2 separate regions of the Homo sapiens genome follow, and region 1 is linked to region 2. Evidence: read pairs that join two places in POLR2A ChIA-PET (ENCODE). Cell type or tissue: CD4-positive, alpha-beta T cell. All regions are shown on one strand. Each heading gives the region's core, and the rest is flanking DNA. Links, peaks and the distances in the headings are about the cores only.

The links. ChIA-PET counts read pairs that join two places held together with the same protein. Peaks named below come from ENCODE experiments on the same cell type or tissue, not always from the same donor. Only the 100,000 strongest peaks of a DNase experiment are listed, where the experiment ranks them.
Region 1: POLR2A ChIA-PET joins it to region 2 with 5 read pairs; 5 of 35 experiments call an interaction of 5 or more read pairs at or near these places.

The regions. Positions count from the first base shown.
Region 1 is chr20:37,076,822-37,087,726 of GRCh38, forward strand. The region is part of intron 2 of RBL1 (RB transcriptional corepressor like 1); the gene reads right to left. Among named protein-coding and RNA genes, the nearest start is that of RBL1, 14 kb to the right of the region's middle. In CD4-positive, alpha-beta T cell, for the core only: CTCF peaks have their summits at 5,076 (motif pointing left) and 5,281; a DNase peak (open chromatin) is centred at 5,070; H3K27ac peaks cover 324 bases.
Region 2 is chr20:36,969,822-36,980,726 of GRCh38, forward strand. No RefSeq gene overlaps it. Among named protein-coding and RNA genes, the nearest start is that of SAMHD1, 24 kb to the left of the region's middle. RefSeq lists enhancers at 5,858-6,429, 6,430-7,000. In CD4-positive, alpha-beta T cell, for the core only: no CTCF peak of the experiment used is centred there; DNase peaks (open chromatin) are centred at 5,030 and 5,460; H3K4me3 peaks cover 653 bases; H3K27ac peaks cover 2,752 bases.

The DNA.
Region 1 (10,905 bases), core at 1,003-9,002, 110 kb after region 2:
TTATCTCTTAAACTTTTCACTTTGAAATACCATCAAACCTACACTTGCAAGGAGAGCATAAGAAGTCCTTTATACCCTTTACCAAATATTAACATTTTGCATATTTGCTTTATCATTTTTTTTTTTTTTTTTTGAGGCAGAGTCTTGCTCTGTCGCCCAGGCTGGAGTGCAGTGGCACAATCGCGGCTCACTGCAATCTCCGCCTTCCGGGTTCAAGCAATTTTCCTGTCTCAGCCTCCCGAATAGCTGGGACTACAGGCGCCTGCCACCAAGCTCGGCTAATTTTTTGTAGTTTTAGAGAGACTGGGTTTCACCACATTGGTCAGGCTGGTCTCAAACGCCTGACCTCGATGATCTGCCCCACCTTGGCCTCCCAAAGTGCTGGGATTACAGGTGTGGGCCACCTTGCCCAGCCATCTATATATACATGTATACTGTATATACATATGCATATATGGTAGTAAATTTTATGTGTCAGCTTGGCTGGGCCACGATGCCCAGATATTTTCTCAAATATTCTGGATCTTTTTGTGAAGGTGTTTATTAGATGAAATCAACATTTAGATTGGTGGACTTTTAGTAAAGCAGATTACTCTTCATAATGTAGGTGGAACTCATCCAATCAGCTGAAGGTCTTAATAGAAAAAAGACTGACCTCCCTTGAGTAAGAAGAAATTCTACCACAAGACTGCCTCAAGACTCAAACTGCAGCTCTTCCCTCAAGATGAAGACTCAAAGTGCAGTCTCCAACATGGGGCCTACCCCATCAGACTTTCAACTCTCCAAGCCTCCATCGTGTGAGCCAATTCCTTAAAATAAATTTTTCTCTATATATAGCTTGTTGGCTCTTTTTCTCTGGATAATCCTAGTTATTGCAATATACATATAATTTTTTTCTGAACCATTTGAGAGTCACGTTTAGCTTTCATGCCCTTTACCCAAAAATACTTCAGTTTCTATTTTCTGAAAAAAAAAAAAAAAAATTCTCTTACATAACCAAAGTACAATTATCAAAATCAGAAAATTTTACATTGATAAAATATTAGTCCATATTTCAACTTAAATTTAAAATTTACCAATTGTCCAAATGTTCTTTCGGAGCAATTTTAAACATCCTAATCCAGTAGCATGTATTGCATTTAGGTGTCATTTCCTTTCTGTTTCTTTCAGCCTGGAACCAGTTCCTCAGACTTCTTTGTAACACGAACATTTTAGAAGACAATTGGTCAGTTATTTGTAGTATGTCCCTAATTTGGGTTTGTCTCATGCTTCCCTCATTATTAGATTTAGGCTATGTATTTTTGACAAGAGTATTACCTAAGTGATGTCATATCCTTGTCAGAGGATCATATCCATTAGTCCCATTACTGATAACTTTGTACTTGATTTAGGTGGTATGTGCCATGTTTTCCATTTCAAAGTTTCTATTTTTTCCTTTGTAATTAGTGATTCATAGGAGACACTTTGCAATTACGTGAATATTCTGTTCTTCATCAAACTTTTATTCACTAGTTTTAATATCCATTGATGATCTTTGACTGTATCAATTATTACTATGAGGTTGCAAAATGGTGACTATTTTCTAATTCTACCACTTTTTCTACATTTATTAGCTGGCATTCTAATGTAAGCAGCATTCCTTTCTAATAACGGGAGTCTACCAATGGGAGTCTTTTCAACCTAGCTTCTAAGTTCCTTGACACACCTCCACCATTTTGTTGAGCACTCCTTACTTTCTGGCATAAGAAGCTGTTCCAGATGCATCAGAGAAAACACGTCTGCTAAGCATTGGAATCAGCCATTTCCTTGAGGACATTACGATAAGTGAAATAAGCATGTCACAAAAGAACAAATATTGTAGGATGACACTTCTAAGAGATGCTCAGAGTAATCAAATTCATAGAGGAAGAAAAAGTAGAATGGTGGTTGCTGAGGCTGGGGGTAAGGGTGAAATGGGCAGTTTTCATTTTGGTTTTATTTGAAGTTTAACACTAATATTTTCCTATGTAAGGCTTAATGTATAGTTACAATGATCTGATTAGTCAAGATGGTCTTTTTTTGGGGGGCGGGCAGGGGGAAGGTATATTTAACATTTCACACTGAAGATGTAACTGTCATGGGTTCCTAGCACTTTAGGAGGCCGAGGCAGGCAGACCCTTGGAGCTCAGGAGTTCAAGACCAGCCTTGGTAACATGGCAAACCCCATCTCTATAAAACAAAAACTACAAAAATTAGCCTGGCATGATGGTGTGTACCTGTTAAGTCCCAGCTACTTGGGAGGGTGAGGTGGGAGGACTGAGCCCAGGAGGTAGAGACTGCAGTGAGCTGAGGTGGCACCACTGCACTCCAGCTGATGCCACAGAGTAAGACCCTGTCTCAGCCAAAAAAAAAAAAAAAAAACCCTCAAATGCCATAACAGCAGTGTAGACAAAAAATAACAAATGATTATAATTTTTAGAAAAAGAAACTTTTTTTGTTATCAAGTTTCCCAAGATCTAAACCAGCTGTTTAGCCAATCTTTTATTTGGGTCTTTATATCGGCCATTAACTTAGTGATGTTATCTGATTTATCTGGGATATAGATACTTAGTTTTTGAGAACAGGGGGCAGCCAGTTGAGATTTTTAGATGCTGGGCTTAAAGCATTTTTTTTTTTTTTTTTTTTGAGAAGGGTCTTGCTCTGTCACCTAGGCTGGAGTGCAGTGGCATGATCATAGCTCACTATAGTCTGGAACTCCTGGGCTCAAGTGATCCTCTACCTCAGCCTCCCAAGATAGCTGGGACTACAGGTGCATATCACCACACTTCACTAACATTCTTTGTAAAATTTTTTTGTAGAGACTAAAAAGTAGTCTCTTACTATGTTGCCCAGGCTGGTCCTGAACTCCTGGGCTCCCTCCCAAGCGATCCTCCCACCTCGGCTTCCCAAAGCGTTGAGATTACAGGCATGAGCCACCACGCCCAGCCCACAAAGGTTTCTATATGTAAGCTACTATGGTGACTTTTCTGAAGTTTACGTAAAATTGTCCAGTTTCAGTTTGCCAGGCTTCAGGAAAAAGCAGTTTTAATTTTAGTGATTTCAAGTCAGAAAAGTGGGAGAAAAATTTAGAAACATCAATTTCAAGACTTGCAGACAGGAAAGAATTCAGGACTTAGTCCAAATTCTATGCAAATAATAAATTTAAAAAAATAGTCAAGGCTGGAATTTAATAATAGGTATGCTATAATTTTGATAGAATGTACTTTTTTTTTTCCTCTTCAATTCCCCATTTTTACCAAAGATTAATCTTAGTGGGACCAATTTACTTTCTTTTTAAAAATATTTATTTTATTTATTTATTTGATTTTATTTTTTGAGACAAGAGTCTCGCTCTGTTGCCTAGGCTGGAGTGCAGTGGCAATCTTGGCTCACTGCCACCTCTGTCCACTGGGTTCAAGCAATTTTCCTGCCTTGGCCTCCCAAGTAGCTGGGATTACAGGCAAGCACCACCATGTTCGGCTGTTTTTTGTATTTTTGGTAAAGATGGGGCTTTACTGTGTTGGCCAGGCTGGTCTCTAACTCCTGGCCTCAAGTGATCTGCCCATCTTGGCCTCCCAAAATGCTGCCTGTGCCTGGTCCCGCCGCAATTTACTCTCTCTCTCTTTTTTTTTTTTTTGAGATGGAATCTCACTTTGTGGCCCAGGCTGGAGTGCAGTGGTGCGATCTCGGCTCACTACAACCTCCACCTCCTGGGTTCAGGTGATTCTCGTTTCTAAGCCTCCCAAGTAGCTGGGATTACAGACACCCACCATTGCGCCCAGCAAATTTTTATAATTTTAGTAGAGACAGGGCTTCACCATGTTGGCCAGGCTGGTCTCGAACTCCTGACCTCAATAGATCCACCCGCCTAGGCCTCCCAAAGTGCTGGGATTATAGGTGTGAGCCACCACGCCTGGCTCGCAATCTACTTTCAAAATAAGGTTTAGTAATATATTTGGCCTGATTCTTTGCATAGGGGGCAATAAGAATAGTGAGTGGCCACCTAGGCTCTTTTAAGTTGGTTTTGTTGGAACATTCATAAGGAATTTTGGATTAGACTTTTAAAAGCCTTGAGGCTAAGAAGTCAAGCCAAGGATCCATCATCAGACTGTTCCCATAATACCTGTATGCATTGGGTGAAATCCTCTCTTCCTGAAGTCCCCAAAAATATCTTGAGGTTCCTGGGCTTGTCAGAAAGTGACATCTTTTACTTACTGCAAGGTCAGGGACCTTGTTAGGGAACCTTTGAACAATAATGATTGCTCAAGGAATTGCTTTGATCAAAGGGACAGTCATGTAGTCTGAAACAGTTTCCAGGACCACTTCTCTCTTGTTTAAAATTCAGCTTTGGTCCTTTGTAATATTCCCCCCTCCATGAGACTCAACTTCTTAGGAATGAACCTTCCTAATGGTGTGAGATATTGACTTAAACATGACCCAAATACATGATTGTTCTGCAATGGCGAGTCAATCTTCCCAAATCTTTTTTATCAGCTCTATAAAGTAAACCTTGGCTGGTGCGGTGGCTCACACCTGTAATCCCAGTGCTTTAGTGCTTTGGGAGGCAAAGGCAGGAGGATCTCCTCAAGCCAGAAGTTCAAGACCAACCTGGGCAACAAAGCCAGACCCAGTCTCTAAGAAAAGACAAAAAACAAAACAAAACAAAAACTTAGCCAGGCATGGTGGAATGCACCTATAGCCCCAGCTACTTAGGTCACTGAGGCAAGAGGACAGCTTGACCCCCCCAAGTTTGAGGCTGCAGTGAGCTATGATCATGCCATTGCACTCCAGCCTGAGCAACAGAGTAAAAGCCTGTCTCTAAAAAACAAAAACAAAACAAAAACAACCTCAATGTTTTAAAGCAGTCTGGTCATATCTGAAAATTTGCCATTCCAATCAAAGCCTAGGTAAAATAACCAGTGTCTATGATTGTGTCCTTAGAAGCAGAACTTTAATTCCAGCTCCATCAAGTGTGGAATTGGTTGCTTGAACAAAGTATGAATCTCAAACCAAAATTAGGAAGATTTGAAATCTGAGAGGAGACTCACCAGAGACCCCTGCTGGCTCAGCGAGATTGGGTGAATGGTACCAAGGCTCCAATTATAATATCAGTAAATGGAGGCTCGCTTCAGGTCACTTCATGGTTGCCAAAATGTCAACTGGCCAGGAGACATAGGGCAGCAGCAGCCCCTAGAAGACAGCACAGAGCATGTGTCTCTATGCCGGGGGAGCCTGCAAGGCTGGGCCAGGATCATAAGGTTTCTCCCTCACTAAGGGACAACGCAGGGGCCTAGGGACAAGAATACAACCAGAAACCCCAGGGACCTGCGTACCTCCTTCTTTTTCTCCTCCTCAGGTTGGGGCCAGCCATCCCCCCTGCTGGTGATGATACAGTCAGCCCTGCACCTCAGTGGAGCAGAGCACAGCATAGTTCACTGAGGCAGAGCTGGGCTGGACTAACAGCTAAACAGCTGAGTTACCATTTAATGTGTATAGTTTGGGAAGATAAGAAAGTTCGGGAAATGGTGGTGGTGTTGGTTGAACAATGTGAAGGTGAAGGTATGCTGAACTTAAAAATTGTCAACTTTATGAATTTTATGTTATATATATTTTACTCCACCACCAACACCATACACATACAAACACACACACACACACACTCTCTCTCTCTCTAGAGTTTACCCTCCATATCTGTGAGTTCCACATCCATGGATTCAACCAACCACACATCAAAAATAATTGGAAAAAAAGGATGGTTGTGTCCGTATTGAACATGTACCAACTTCATTTCTTGTGATTATTCCCTAAAGTATACAGTGTAACAACTACTGACATAGTATTTACATTGTATTAGGTATAAATAATCTAGAGATGGGACCAGGTGTGGTGGCTCACCCCTGTAATCCCTGCACTTTGGGAGGCGAAGATGGGTGGATCACTTGAGCTCAGGACTTCAAGACCAGCTTGGGGAACATGGTGAAACCCCATCTCTAAAAAAAAAGAGCTACAAAAATTATCTGGGCATAGTGGCACACACCCGTAGTCCCAGCTACTTGGGAGGATGAGGTGGGAGGATTGCTTGAATCTGGGAGGCAGAGGTTGCAGTGAGCTGAGATCATGTTACTGTACTCTAGCCTGGGCAACAGAGTAAGACCCTGACTCAAATAATAATAAAAGTTAAAAAAATTATATTTAAGTTGAAATTTTGAAAACAGCCCAAATTATTATAAGTCAAAGCAAACAAAATCATTTGAAATTTTTGTTTATTTCTCTGAATGAACACATTGATGCTGGGTAACTGCTCTTTTAGCATTAAAAATTTGACACTTAAAAACGTTTTGCGGAAGGCTGGGCGCGGTGGCTCATGCCTGTAATCTTAGCACTTTGGGAGGCTGAGGCGGGTGGATCACTTGAGGCCAAGAGTTTGAGACCAGCCTGGCCAACATGGTGAAATCCTGTCTCAACTAAAAATACAAAAATTACCTGAGCGTGATGAAATGCACCTGTAGTCCCAGCTACTCAGGAGGGCGTGGTGGGAGGATCACTTGAGCCCAGAAGGCGGAGGTTGCAAGTGAGCAGAGATCGCGACAATGCACTCCAGCCTGGGTGACAAGGTGAGACCCTGTCTCAAAAAACACAAACAAAAAATAAAAAAGATAAAAACAGGCTGGGCGCGGTGGCTCACACCTGTAATCCTAGCACTTTGGGAGGCCGAGGTGGATGGATCACAAGGTTAGGAGTTCAAGATCAGCCTGGCCAAAATAGCGAAACCCCGTCTCTACTAAAAATACAAAAAAAAAAAAAAAAAAAAAAAATACAGGTGGGTGTGGTGGCATGCACCTGTAGCCCCAGCTACTGGGGAGGCTGAGGCAGGAGAATCACTTGAACCCAGGAGGAGGAGGCTGCAGTGAGCAGAGACCGTGCATTGCACTCCAGCCTGGGCAACAGAGCAAGATTCTAGCTCAAAAAAAAATAAACATTTTGGGGGAAAGGGACTTTGAGAATATCAATCTACATTTTAAAAAGACTTAGTTTTCTTTTTTTTCATAAGTTTGTAATTATTTTTAATGGATTTTTTTTTTTTTTTGAGAGTGGGTCTTGCTTTACCAGCCTGGCTGGAGTAGAGTTGCATCATCATAACTCACTGCAGCCTCCACCTCCTGGGTTCAAGTGATTCTCCCACCTCAGCCTCCCGAGTAGCTGGGATTACAGGCATGCACCACCATGCCTGGCTAATCTTTGTAGAAACAGGGTATCACCCTGTTGCCCAGGCTGGTCTTGAACTCTTGGGTTCAAGAGATCTGCCCGCCTTGGCCTCCCAAAGTGCTGGGATTACAGGTGTGTGCCACTGGGCCTGACCAAAAAAGATACATCTTTTGACCCATTTTTAGGAATCATACATATTTTTGGAATTTATCAGAAATATCATCTTTACAATGATGTTTATTTGTCCGCAACTACAAAGGACTGGATACAATCGAAATGGCCATAAGGCATGGCTAAATAGATGAAAGATCCTTATACCCTAAAATATCCTAGTATCATTAAAAAAATTAATGAGGTAGAACTACATATGCTGATATGGAAGAATTTCCAAAATATAAAGAAAAATAACTGTAGAGCAACACATATAGTATAATTTATGTTTTAAAAAGAAAAAACACCAGCCTGGGCAACATGGTGAGACCCGTCTCTACAAAAAATATAAAATTTGCCAAGCATGGTGGTGTATACCTGTGGTCCCAGCTACTCGGGAGGCTGAAGTGAGGGATCGCTTGAGCCTGTGATGTCTAGGCTGTAGTGAGCTGTGATCACACCACTACACTCCATCCTGAGTGACAGAGCAAGACTCTGTCTCAAACAAATAAAGAGAAAAGAAAATAAAAAGAAAAAATACCAAAAAACAAGTTTATATATTTGTACATAGGAAGACCTTTTTTTTTGAGACAGAGTTTTGCTCTTGTTGCCCAAGCTAGAGTGCAATAGCACAATCTCGGCTCACTGCAACCTCCACCTCCTGGGTTCAAGAAATTCTCTTGCCTTAGCCTCCCGAGTAGCTGGGATTACAGGTGTGCCCCACCATGCCCGACTAATTTTTTGTATTTTTATAGAAATGAGGTTTCACCATGTTAGCCAGGCTGATCTTGAACTCCTGACCCCAGGTGATCCGCCCGTCTAAGCCTTCCAAAGTGCTGGGGAGTCCAGGCATGAGCTACTGCGCCTGGCCAGAAGAAATTATTAATAATGGTTAATTACGGAGAGTGCCAAAAGGAGACGTTTTTCTTTTCTTTTCTTTTTTTTTTTTTTTTGAGATGGAGTTTCACTCTTGTCACCCACACTGGAATACAATGGCACGATCTCTGCTAGCTGCAACCTTCGCCTCCCTGGGTTCAAGCAATTTTCCTGCCTCAGCCTCCCCAGTAGCTAGGATTACAGGCACCCGCAACCACGCCCAGCTAATTTTTTTGTATTTTTTAGTAAAGACGGTGTTTCATCATGTTGGCCAGGCTGGTCTTGAACTCCTGACCTCAGGTGATCCACCCGCCTCAGCCTCCCAAAGTGCTGGGATTACAGGTGTGAGCCACTGTGCGTGGCCAAGGATACTGCTTTCTACTTATAAGCCTTCTGTATTATTTAAAATTTTTGAAAATACATTTGTGTGTACGTGTGTGTGCGTGGTAAAACATACATAACCTTTACCGTTGTAACCACTGTTAAGTCTATAGTTCAGTAGCATTAAGTACATTCACACTGTGCAACCATCACCACTGTCCATCTCCAGAGTTTGTTTCATTATTTGAAATTTGATTTTTTTTTTTTTTTTTTTTTTTTGAGACGGAGTCTCACTGTGTCACCTAGGCTGGAGTGCAATGGCGCAATCTCGGCTCGCTATAAGCGCCGCCTCCTGGGTTCACGCCATACTCCCACCTCAGCCTCTCGAGTAGCTGGGACTACAGGCGCCCACCTGGCTAATTTTGTTTTTGTATTTTTAGTAGAGATGAGGTTTCACTGTGTTAGCCAGGATGGTCTCGATCTCCTGACCTTGTGATCCACCCGGCTTGGTCTCCCAAAGTGCTGGGACTACAGGCGTGAGCCACCGCGCCCAGCCTTGTTTTTTTAATTTGAAATGGAGTCTTGCTCTGTCGCCCAGGCTGGAGTGCAGTGGCGCTATCTCAGCTCACTGCAACCTCCACCTCCAAGGTTCAAGTGATTCTCCTGCCATGTACTGCTCTACATTTGTTTTGTTATAATTCTTTTTTGTTTAGTTCCCCCAGAATCTGTCATTACAAAGATTTTTGAAATTATATGAACAATGACAAACATTGACAGAAAAAGATCAGATTGTTTTATACTAACAATGATAATGTCTTGCTCAATTAAAAAATTAACCCCATTGATCTTCATTTAATTTTTATCATCTTATTTTATTTTTAGAACCAAAGTTGTTTAAAAACATTTTTTTTAGGCTGGACACGGTGGCTTACGTCTATAGTCCCAGCACTTAGGGAGGCCGAGGCGGGTGGATCACCTGAGGTCAGGAGTTTGAAACCATCCTGGCCAACATGGTGAAACCCTCTCCCTATTAAAAATATAAAAAATTAGCCAGGCGTGGTGGCGGGCGCCTGTAATCCCAGCTACTGGGGAGGCTGAGATCAGGCCATTGCACTCCAGCCGGGGCAACAAGAGCAAAACTCCGTCTCAAAAAATAAAAATAAAAAAAAATTTAAATTTAGCATCAACTAAAACCTATTTGCCATTTCTGAATAGGGCTTTAAACTTTGCTCCTCTTCTATTCTGGAAACACAGGAATAGCAAATAGACAATGACCACAAATAGTTTTGTCCCAGAAACAAAGAATATTAGCATGAATCCAAACTGGATAGCTAAATTTGTTTTGTTTCCTATCCAGCCAAATAATTCTATATGCTTGATACTAGAGTAAGTAAAAGATGTATCTGAGACCCATAGAGTAGCTGCAAGGTGAAAAAAATTAATATACAGTAGAGAAATAGGACAACATCTTGACCAGATGACAAAAATTAACATCACCAATGAGATGCAGATGGATAACACATGCCATCATCAGATGTGATATCCTCAGGAGACAAAATCACTTATACAGTTTTCCATCAGGGAATGACTAACCTGCATCTAATCAAAAGTTAATAGGAGACAAATCCAAAATTGGGAACCATCTATTAAAAGAGGGGATGAGGGTGGGCACAGTGGCTCACGCCTGTAATCCCAGCACTTTGGGAGGCTGAGGCAGGCGGATCACAAGGTCAGGAGTTTGAGACCAGCCTGGCTAATATGGTGAATCCACATCTCTACGAAAAATACAAAAATTAGCTGGGCGTGGTGGCACATGCCTGTAGTCCCAGCTACTCAGGAGGCTGAGGCAGGAGAATCGCTTGAACCCGGGAGGCGGAGGTTGCAACGAGTCCAGATTGCACCACTGCACTCCACCTGGGCAACAGAGTGAGACTCTGTCCCAAAAAAAAAAAAGGCTGAGGCAAGAGGACCACTTAAGGTCAGGACTTTGAGACAAGCTTGAGCAACATAGTAAGACCCTGTCTCTATAAAAAGATTTAAAAATATCAGTCAGGCATGGTGGCACATGATTGTAGTCTCAGCTACTTGGGAGGCTGAAGCAGGAGGATCATTTGAGCTGAGGAGTTTGAGGCTGCAGTGAGCTAAAAAGGTGCCACTGCACTCGAGGCCTGGGCAATACAGCAAGACTCGGCCTCTAAAAAAATTTTTTTTAATTAAAGAAAGGGACAAAGTGATTGTGGATTATATTCTTCAAAAATGGTAATGTCATAAAAGAAAAAGAAAGGCTGTGGAAATGTTCCTAATTACAGAAGAATAAATAGACATGATAAGCAA
Region 2 (10,905 bases), core at 1,660-9,659:
GAGAATAGACAGTGCAGGATTTGGGGAAAGAGCTGATTTTTGTTGAAGAAGCAAAGGTAGCCCCATACATGACATGGTCTTAGCCTTTACCCTACCACTCCCACAAGCCTCACTGTCCCAGTGGGCCATTAGTGTCTCAGGTCTACTCAGTGTGGAATACAAGATCCTTCCCACCCCTACAAGTCACCCATGAGGGTGAGCTGAGAGATTAGCCAAGAGGACCAGAACCATTGTGGCCGAGAGGAATCATTCTAGAGGATGGTTAGTAAACAGGAGAGCAAAAGGGGAGAAGGAAACTGCGTATCGGAGTTAAACGCCTCCAGCTGAAGAAGGCAAGGTGTAGAGGTGTGTATTAGTCCGTTCTCAAGCTGCTAATAAAGACATACCCAAGGCTGGATATTTTATAAAGGAAAGAGGTTTAATGGACTCATAGTTCCGCATGGCTGGGGAGGCCTCACAATCACGGCGGAAGGCAAAGGAGAAGCAAAGGCACATCCTACATGGCAACAGGCAAGAGAGTATGTTCAGGGGAGCTCCCCTTTATTAAACCATCAGATCTCATGAGACTTATTCACTATCACGAGAACAGCACGGAAAAAACCCACTCCCACGATTCAATGACCTCCCACCGGATCCCTCCCACCACATGTGGGGATTATTACAATTCAAGGTGAGATTTGCATGGGGACACAGAACCAAACCATATCAAGGTTTCTTACCACTAGGGAATGTATCTTAGTTGTGACACCAACGCATGTTACCAGCAGCAAATTTGTACAGATCTGCTGCAAACTCAATCCTTGCCTCTGCAGAGGAAAGCATTTGGCAGGGGCAGAAGTAGTTTTAAGGCAGAGCAAGAGACAGAGGCAAGCTTAAGAGCAGGAGTGAGAGTTTATTAAAAAGTGTTACAGCAGGAGCAAAAGGAAGCAAAGCACATTTGGAAGAGGGAGAAGTGGGCAACTTGGGAGATGCAAGTGCCGTGTTCAGCCCTTGACTTGGGGGTTTATACACTGGCGTGGTTCCAGGGTTTTCTTTTCTCACTTGATTTTTCCCCTCCCCTTGACTGCTGCATGTGCAGTGGTGGTCAGCACTTGGGAGGGTGACTGCATGCACAGTGCGTTTACTGAGGTTGTGCACATGCTCTGTAGGTACAATTTTCCTTTACCAGTCGAACAACCGCAGAGGAAGATCAGACATGGGCCATTTTGCCTCTTAATGCGCCAGTCTGGTCTTAAACTCCTGACCTCAGGTGACCTGCCCATCTTGGCCTCCCAAAGTGCTGGGATTACAGGCCTGAGCCACCATGCCCAGTCAATTTTTGTTTTTAGTAGAGACATGGTTTTGTCATTTTGGCTAGGCTGGTTTTGAACTCCTGGCCTCAAGTGATCTACCTACCTCAGCCTCCCAGACTGCTGAGATTATAGGCATGAGCCACTGCACCCAGCAGAACCTATCACATTTGTGATGCTTTTGATCACAGTTCTGTCACTAGATTGCTAGCAATTAGATGTATGCAATGAGTAAGCTAACTACTTTAACACAGTGGTTTGAAGTACTGCAGGCAGTAATGACTGAACACGAAATCACAGCATTTTAATCTGTGACATGTTAGAGAGAATGCCAGGACTCTCTGCAGTACAAATGTTCTATTAACTAATCCTTGTGCTGCTAAATTATAGGGCTTTGGCTCCTGGGTCTGGAAAAGACACCAGTTCCTACTAAATCTTAAGCACTGACACCAGTCAATGCCTTGTCTTCAGACCCCAAGAGGTGACAATCAAAATGAAGTGCTTTCATGAGATATGGGGCCAGAAACTGAAACCGTTCAATCCCTCTAGGCTCACGGACTATTGCCGAAGAGGTGGGTGTGTGATATTATAGTTAGAGCCAATTTTGAGGGAAAAAATTATCTCAGAGTTTTTCTCTAAATTAAACATTAGCATCCAAAGCATACTGACACAAGGCAGGTGTCTGGGCCCCTGTATCAGAATAATGGGGTTTTCTTGGGGGCATTGATTTGATTTGTAATAAAAAAAAGTATAGGCAAGTTGTAATGTAATCTGAGCACTTTGGGAGGCCAAGGCAAGAAGATTACATGAGGCCAGGAGTTTGAGACCAGCCTGGGCAACATAGTGATGTTAGAGTAGGTAGTTAGACAGACATGAGCAGGGCAGGAAAAGGCCTCAAGTAATGTCAGGCAACCATCAGGTAACTGTCAGTTGTTAAAGTGTCCCTCTGGGCTGGGCGCGGTGGCTCACACCTGTAATCCCAGCACTTTGGGAGGCTGAGAGGGGTGGATCACCTGAAGTCAGGAGTTCAAGACCAGCCTGGCAAAAATGGTGAAACCCCATCTCTCCTAAAAATACAAAAATTAGTCGGGCGTGGTGGCACACGCCTGTAATCCCAGCTACTTGGGAGGCTGAGACAGGAGAATCGCTGGAACCCAGGAGGCAGAGGTTGTAGTGAGCCACGATCCCGCCACTGCACTCCAGCCTGGCCAACAGGGCGAGACTCCATCTAAAAAAAAAAGTGTCCATCTAAAATAATAATTGGTCACAGTCAGTGCCAGAGGAAGAGACAGTCTCCTGATAGATAGAAACACCTGGAACTGGTGATCAGCAGCTTCCTGATAAGATCTCAGGAGTTGGGTGAGTGGGCTCAAGCATGTGCATTAATCCTGTTGCCCACTCCAGCCTGGGCAACAGGAGCAAAACAGTGTCTCAAAAAAAAAAAAAAAAAAATTAGCCAGGTCTGGTGGCGCATGCCTGTAATGGCAGCTACTCGGGAGGCTGAGTCCTGAAAATTGCTTGAACCTGAGAGGTGGAGATTGCAGTGAGCTGAGACTGCCAGTGCACTCCAGCCTAGGCAACATGGTGAGACCGTCTCAAAAAAAAAAGACTGACAGCTCCTAGGCCAAACTTAGCAAAGTAAGACAATGAATTTTTCTTGTCATCGTTTTAAATAGAGTAACAGAGAAAGTAGGAATGATTATCTTAAAACCTCAACAACTATTTTCTTCTATGTCCCTTTCATTTAAATACTATACAACAGGCTGGGCGCGGTGGCTCACGCCTGTAATCTCAGCATTTTGGGAGGCAGAGGCAGGCAGATCAGCTAAGGTCAGGAGTTTGAGATCAGCCTGACCAACATGGTGAAACCCCGTCTCTACTAAAAATACAAAATTAGCCAGGTTGGTGATGCATGCCTGTAATCCCAGCGACTCCGGAGGCTAAGGCAGGAGAATTGCTTGAATCTGGGAAGCAGAGGTTGCAGTGAACTGAGATCACACCACTGCACTCCAGCCTGGGTGACAGAGCAAGACTCTGTCTCAAAAAATAAAATAAAATAAAATAAAAAATATTATACAACAAAACAAGGACAGAGTGAGACTAAGCACACAATAATTTCAGCTATTTTAAAAGAGTATCTAGGAAGTGGCAGAATTGAAGTTAATTAAACAAGAGAAAAAACTTAATGGCCAGGCACGGTGGCTCTTGCCTGTAATCTCAACAACACTTTGGGAGGCCGAGACCGGCGGATCACCTGAGGTGATCAAGACCAGCCTGATGAACATAGTGAAACCCCATCTCTACTAAAATACAAAAAATTAGCTGTGCGTGGTGGCCCGCACCGGTAATCCCAGTTACTCAGGAGGCTGAAGCATGAGAATCACTTGAACCCACGAGGCGGAGATTGCAGTGAGCTGAGATCGCACCACTGTACTCCAACCTAGGCAACAGAGCAAGACTCCATCTCAAAAAAATAAAGAAAATTTTTATTTATTTATTTATTTATTTTTTGAGACGGAGTCTCGCTCTGTCGCCCAGGCTGAAGTGCAGTGGCCTGAGCTCTGCTCCCTGCAAGCTCCGCCTCCCGGGTTCACGCCATTCTCCTGCCTCAGCCTCCCGAGTAGCTGGGACTACAGGCGCCCGCTACCGCGCCCGGCTAATTTTTTATATTTTTAATAGAGACGGGTTTTCACCGTGTTAGCCAGGATGGTCTCAATCTCCTGACCTCGTGATCCCCCTGTCTCAGCCTCCCAAAGTGCTGGGATTACAGGTGTGAGCCACCGCGCCCAGCCAAAAATAAAGAAAAAATTTAAGAAAATTAAAAAAGAAAAAAGAGCATCATCTCCCATTTCCAAGATTGGTTTCTAGATACAGTAATCCGGTAACTTTCACCATTAGAATCTTTAAACCAGTGCAACACTTGTACATATATTGATTTTAAGTACACAAATGAAGGCCCAACAGTGAGAGAAGGCTTAGGATCAAAAATCACTAGAAAGTCTCAGTTTTTTTGTTACTACTTAATCACTTAATTTTAATAATAGTAAAACAGGCCAGGCACAGTGGCTCATACCTGTAATCCCAGCGCTTTTGGAGGCCAAGGTGGACGGATCACTTGAGGTCAGGAGTTCCAGACCCTCTTGGCCAACATGGCAAAACCCTGTCTCTACTAAAAATACAAAAATTAGCCAGACATGGTGGCGTTCGCCTGTAGTCCCAGCTATTTGGGAGGCTGAGGCAGGAGAAATGAACCTGGGAGGCGGAGGTTGCATTGAGATCGTGCCACTGCACTCCAGCCTGGGCCACAGAGCGGGACTCCATCTCATAAAAAAAGCTTTGTAGGCCGGGCGCAGTGGCTCAAGCCTATAATCCCAGCACTTTGGGAGGCTGAGGCAGGTGGATCACGAGGTCAGGAGATCGAGACCAGCCTGGCCAATATGGTGAAACCTCGTCTCTACTAAAAAATACAAAAATTAGCCAGGTGTGATGGCACGTGCCTGTGGTCCCAGCTACTCAGGAGGCTGAGGCAGAAGAATCGCTTGAACCCGGGAGGCAGAGGTTGCAGTGAGCCAAGATCATGCCACTGTACTCTAGCCTGGGTGACAGAGCAAGAATCCATCTCAAAAAAAAAAAAAAAAGAAAGTTAGGCAGGTGAAATGCTGCTTGCCTGTAGTCCCAGCTACTTGAGAAGCTGAGGTGGGAGGATTGCTTGAGCCCAGAAGCTTGAGGCTGCAGGGAGCTCTAATCACGCCACTGCACTCCAGCCTGGGTGACACATCGTGAGCCTGTCTCAAAAACTAATAAAAGTAAAATAAAATTAATTTTGAAGTTAAGCTGCTCCATTATAAAAGGTCACCTGTTTTTAATTGTTTATTACAATTTTTTTTTACATGAAGGAAATTATGCAAATCTTAAGTCGTAAAACATGATGAATTTTTCCAGCTTTATTACATGCAATAAAATACAATAAAATAAACCTGTCTTAAGTGTACAGTTTTACATAAAATAAAATTTACATACAATAAAATACACCTGTCTTAAGTGCACAATTCGATGAATTTTAGTGATGCATATAGCTGTAAAACTACCACCACAAACAAAATATAGAATATTTCCATCACTCTAAAAAGTTTTCTCATGCCCTTTGATCTTCTTCCCTGCCCTCCCCACATCCTTCCTGCCACACGCCCAGGCAACTGTTGCTCTGTTTTATGTCACTATGATTTTGCCTTTTTGAAAATTTCATGTAAATATTTTTATATATGCAAAGTATATAGTCTTTTGTATTTTAGTTCTTTTACTTAGTATTATGTTTTTGAGATTCATCTTTATTGCATGTATCAATATTTATTTTCTATTGCTGAGCAATCTTCCTTTGTAACCAGTTAATGGATGTTTGGGTTGTTTGCAGGGTTTGATTAATATGAATAACTATCAATATAAACATTTGTGTGCAGTCTTTCAACATTTTTTTCCCTCTGTTGCCCAGACTGGAGTGTGGTGGTGTGATCATGGCTCACTGCAGCCTCAACTTCCTGGGCTCAAGCAATCCTCCTACCTCAGCCTCCCAAGTAGCTGGGACTACAGGAGTGTGCTATTTTTTTTTTTTATTTTTTTTATTTTTTATTTTTTATTTTTTTATTTTTTTATTTTTTTATTGATCATTCTTGGGTGTTTCTCGCAGGGGGGGATTTGGCAGGGTCATAGGACAATAGTGGAGGGAAGGTCAGCAGATAAACAAGTGAACAAAGGTCTCTGGTTTTCCTAGGCAGAGTGTTTGTGTCCCTGGGTACTTGAGATTAGGGAGTGGTGATGACTCTTAACCAGCATGCTGCCTTCAAGCGTCTGTTTAACAAAGCACATCTTGCACCACCCTTAATCCATTTAACCCTGAGTGGACACAGCACATGTTTCAGAGAGCACAGGGTTGGGGGTAAGGTCACAGATCAACAGGATCCCAAGGCAGAAGAATTTTTCTTAGTACAGAACAAAATGAAAAGTCTCCCATGTCTACTTCTTTCTACACAGACACGGCAACCATCCGATTTCTCATTCTTTTTCCCACCTTTCCCCCTTTTCTATTCCACAAAACCGCCATTGTCATCATGGCCCGTTCTCAGTGAGCTGTTGGGTACACCTCCCAGACGGGGTGGTGGCCGGGCAGAGGGGCTCCTGACTTCCCAGTAGGGGCGGCCGGGCAGAGGCGCCCCTCACCTCCCGGACAGGGCGGCTGGCCGGGCAGGGGGCTGACCCCCCCACCTCCCTCCCGGACGGGGCGGCTGGCCGGGAGGGGGGCTGACCCCCCCACCTCCCTCCCGGACTGGGCGGCTGGCCGGGCGGGGGGCTGACCCCCCACCTCCCTCCCGGACGGGGCGGCTGGCCGGGCAGAGGGGCTCCTCACTTCCCAGTAGGGGCAGCCGGGCAGAGGCGCCCCTCACCTCCCGGACGGGGCAGCTGGCCGGGCGGGGGGCTGACCCCCCCACCTCCCTCCCGGACGGGGCGGCTGGCCAGGCAGAGGGGCTCCTCACTTCCCAGTAGGGGCAGCCGGGCAGAGGCGCCCCTCACCTCCCAGACGGGGCGGCTGGCCGGGCGGGGGGCTGACCCCCCCACCTCCCTCCCGGACAGGGCGGCTGGCCAGGCAGAGGGGCTCCTCACTTCCCAGTAGGGGCGGCCGGGCAGAGGCGCCCCTCACCTCCCGGACGGGGCGGCTGGCCGGGTGGGGGGCTGACCCCCACCTCCCTCCCGGACAGGGTGGCTGCTGGGCGGAGACGCTCCTCACTTCCCAGACGGGGTGGCAGCAGGGCGGAGGGGCTCCTCACTTCTCAGACGGGGCGGTTGCCAGGCGGGGGGTCTCCTCACTTCTCAGACAGGGCGGCCGGGCAGAGACGCTCCTCACCTCCCAGACAGGGTCGCGGCCGGGCCGAGGCGCTCCTCACATCCCAGACGGGGCAGCAGGGCAGAGGCACTCCCCACATCTCAGACGATGGGCAGCCGGGCAGAGACGCTCCTCACTTCCTAGATGGGATGGCGACCGGGAAGAGGCGCTCCTCACTTTCCAGACTGGGCAGCCAGGCAGAGGGGCTCCTCACATCCCAGACGATGGGCGGCCAGGCAGAGACGCTCCTCACTTCCCAGACGGGGTAGCGGCCGGGCAGAGGCTGCAATCTCGGCACTTTGGGGGGCCAAGGCAGGCGGCTGGGAGGTGGAGGTTGTAGCGAGCCGAGATCACGCCACTGCACTCCAGCCTGGGCACCATTGAGCACTGAGTTAACGAGACTCTGTCTGCAATCCCGGCACCTCGGGAGGCCGAGGCTGGCGGATCACTCGCGGTCAGGAGCTGGAGACCGGCCCGGCCATCACAGCGAAACCCCGTCTCCACCAAAAAAATACGAAAACCAGTCAGGCGTGGCGGCGCGCGCCTGCAATTGCAGGCACTCGGCAGGCTGAGGCAGGACAATCAGGCAGGGAGGTTGCAGTGAGCCGAGATGGCAGCAGCACAGTCCAGCTTCGGCTCGGCATGAGAGGGAGACCGTGGAAAGAGAGGGAGAGGGAGACCGTGGAAAGAGAGGGAGAGGGAGAGGGAGAGGGAGACCGTGGAAAGAGAGGGAGAGGGAGAGGGAGACCGTGGAAAGAGGGGAGAGGGAGAGGGGGAGGGTGAGGGAGAGGGAGAGGGAGAGAGAGAGAGGGAGCGAGTGTGCTATTTTTTTGTATGTTTTGTAGAGACGGAGTCACGCCATGTTGCCCAGGTTGGTCTTGAACTCCTGGCCTCAAGTGACCCATCCGCCTCAGCCTCCCAAAGTGCTGGGATCACAACAAGCATGAGCCACCGCCCCCGGCCTGATCATACATTTTTATTTCCCTTTAATTTTGTATGTGTTGGGTTCATGGGTCAAATGGTAAGTATATGTCAAACTTCATAAGATATTGCCATATTCTTTCCCAAAGTGGCTACTACCCATTTTGCATTCCAACCAGCAATGTGTAAAAGTTCTAGTTGTTCTACATCAAGGCCATCTTTAGAAGTGAATCTTCCCAGACTTTAAAAAACATGCATATATTATGTATTTTTAATGTAAAAATGGTTCACAGATATCACTTAATATATCAGGGTCATCCTTGTATTGTCTAAATTAGACTTCTGTGACAATTTTTTTAATTAATTTTTTTTGAGACAGAGTTTCATTCGTGTTGCCCAGGCTAGAGTGCAATGGCACGATCTCGGCTCACCGCAACCTTCACCTCCCAGGTTCAAGCGATTCTCCTGCCTCAGCCTTCCAAGTAGCTGGGATTATAGTGATGTGCCACCACACCCGGCTAATTTTTTCGTATTTTAGTAGAGACGGGGTTTCTCCATGTTGGTCAGGCTGGTCTGGAACTTCTGACCTCAGGTCTCGAATTTCCGCCCACCTCGGCCTCCCAAAGTGCTGGGATTACAGGTGTGAGCTACCGGGCCTGGCATTCTGTGACAATTTTAATGTTGTGTTCCAATGTCTGAATCTCCCATTATTTATGTATTTATTATTTATTTTGAGATGGAGTTTTGCTCTTGTCGCCCAGGTTGGAGTGCAGTGGCACAATCTTGGCTCACTGCAACCTCCGCCTCCCAGGTTCAAGCGATTCTCCTGCCTCAGCCTCCTGAGTAGCTGGGATTATAGGCGCCCACCACCATGCCCAGCTAATTTTTGTATTTTTAGTAGAGACGGGGTTTCACTAGGTTGGCCAGGCTGGTCTCCAACTCCTGACCTCAGGTGATCCACATGCCTCGGCCTCCCAAAGTGCTGGGATTACAGGCATGAGCCACCACCCCCAGCCTCTCCCATTATTTATTACCAAACAAGGCAAGAAAAAAGGGTGAGGAGGATTTTGGTTGGATTTATTTCAGATATTGGCACTTGGAATAAATTTTGTTTAGTGAGTCTAAGGTTTGCAAAGTTAAAAATCAGGTATTGGCTAATGTATAACATCATGATACAGGATTTTTTTTTTTTTTTTTTTTGAGACAGAGTCTAGTTCTGACCCCCAGGCTGCAGTGCGGTGGGGCAATCTAAGCTCACTGCAAGCTCCACCTCCCGGGTTCACGCCATTCTCCTGCCTCAGCCTCTTGAGTAGCTGGGACTATAGGTGCCCGCCACCATACCTGGCTAATTTTTTGTATTTTTAGTAGAGACGGGGTTTCACCGTGTTAGCCAGGATGATCTCTATCTCCTGAACTCGTGATCCACCCGCCTCGGCCTCCCAAAGTGCTGGGATTACAGGCGTGAGCCACCATGCCCGGCCGATACAGGATTGTTAAAATACTGAAGGTATTTCATCACATAAAGGTATTTTTGGACAGGCATGGTGGCTCACGCCTGTAATCCCAGCATTTTGGGAGGCCGAGGTGGGCAGATCATGAGGTCAGCAGATTGAGGCCATGCTGGCCAACATGGTGAAACCCCACCTCTACTAAAATTAAAAAAAAAAAAAATTAGCCCAGTGTGGTGGTACACACCTGTAGTCCCAGCTACTCGGGAGGCTGAGGCAGGAGAATCGCTTGAACCCAGGGGGTGGAGGTTGCAGTGAGCCAAGACCATGCCACTGCACTCTAGCCTGGTGACAGAGCGAGACTCCGTCTCAAAAAAAAAAAAAGCTATTTGTGCTCAAGTGTCAGGTCACATTTCCTAGACCAATTCAGCTTTCCCTACACTCTTATCCTGTTGTATTTTTCGTCCTAGCACTTATTATCTACTCATATACTGACTCCCCCACTAGAATATGAGCTCCATGTAGGCAGTATTTTTTTAATGTGGTTTTCCCAGGGTATAGACTGATGCGTAGATTAAATAATTAAATATGGACTTGATATTTGTTAAATTAATGAATTTAAGAAGGAGGCCCAAGCATACCTTTTATTTTTTCAGACAGAGTCTCACTCTGTTGCCCAGGCCGGAGTGCAGTGGCACTATCTTGGCTCACTGCAACCTCCGCCTCCGAGGTTCAAGGAATTCTGAGTCAGCCTGCCGAGTAGCTGGGATTATAGGTGTGCGACACCATGCCCGGCTAATTTTTGTATTTTTAGTAAGATGGGGTTTCACCATGTTGGCCAGGCTGGTCTGGAAGTCCTGACTTCAAGTGATCCACACACCTCAGCCTCTCAAAGTGCTGGGATTACAGGCGTGAGCCACCCTGCCTGGCCGCAAGCATACTTTTTATAATAATTATATCTTACATGTATTCAGCATTTTCTATGTGCCAGGCTCAATTCTCATAACACTCTATAATAAAGCCATTATTTCAATTTTACAGATGAAGAAATTAAAGCTCAAGAGTTGGCTGGGCGTGGTGGCTCACGCCTGTAATCCCAGCACTTTGGGAGGCTGAGGCAGGTGGATCACGACGTCAGCAGATCGAGACCATCCTGGGTAACACGGTGAAACCCTGTCTCTACTAAAAATACAAAAAAAATTAACCGGGCGTGGTGGTGAGCACCTGTAGTCCCAGCTACTCGGGAGGCTGAGGCATGAGAATGGCGTGAACCCAGGAGGCGGAGCTTGCAGTGATCCCAGATCACGCCACTGTACTCCAGCCTGGGCGACAGGCGAAACTCAGTCTCAAAATAAATAAATAAATAAATAAA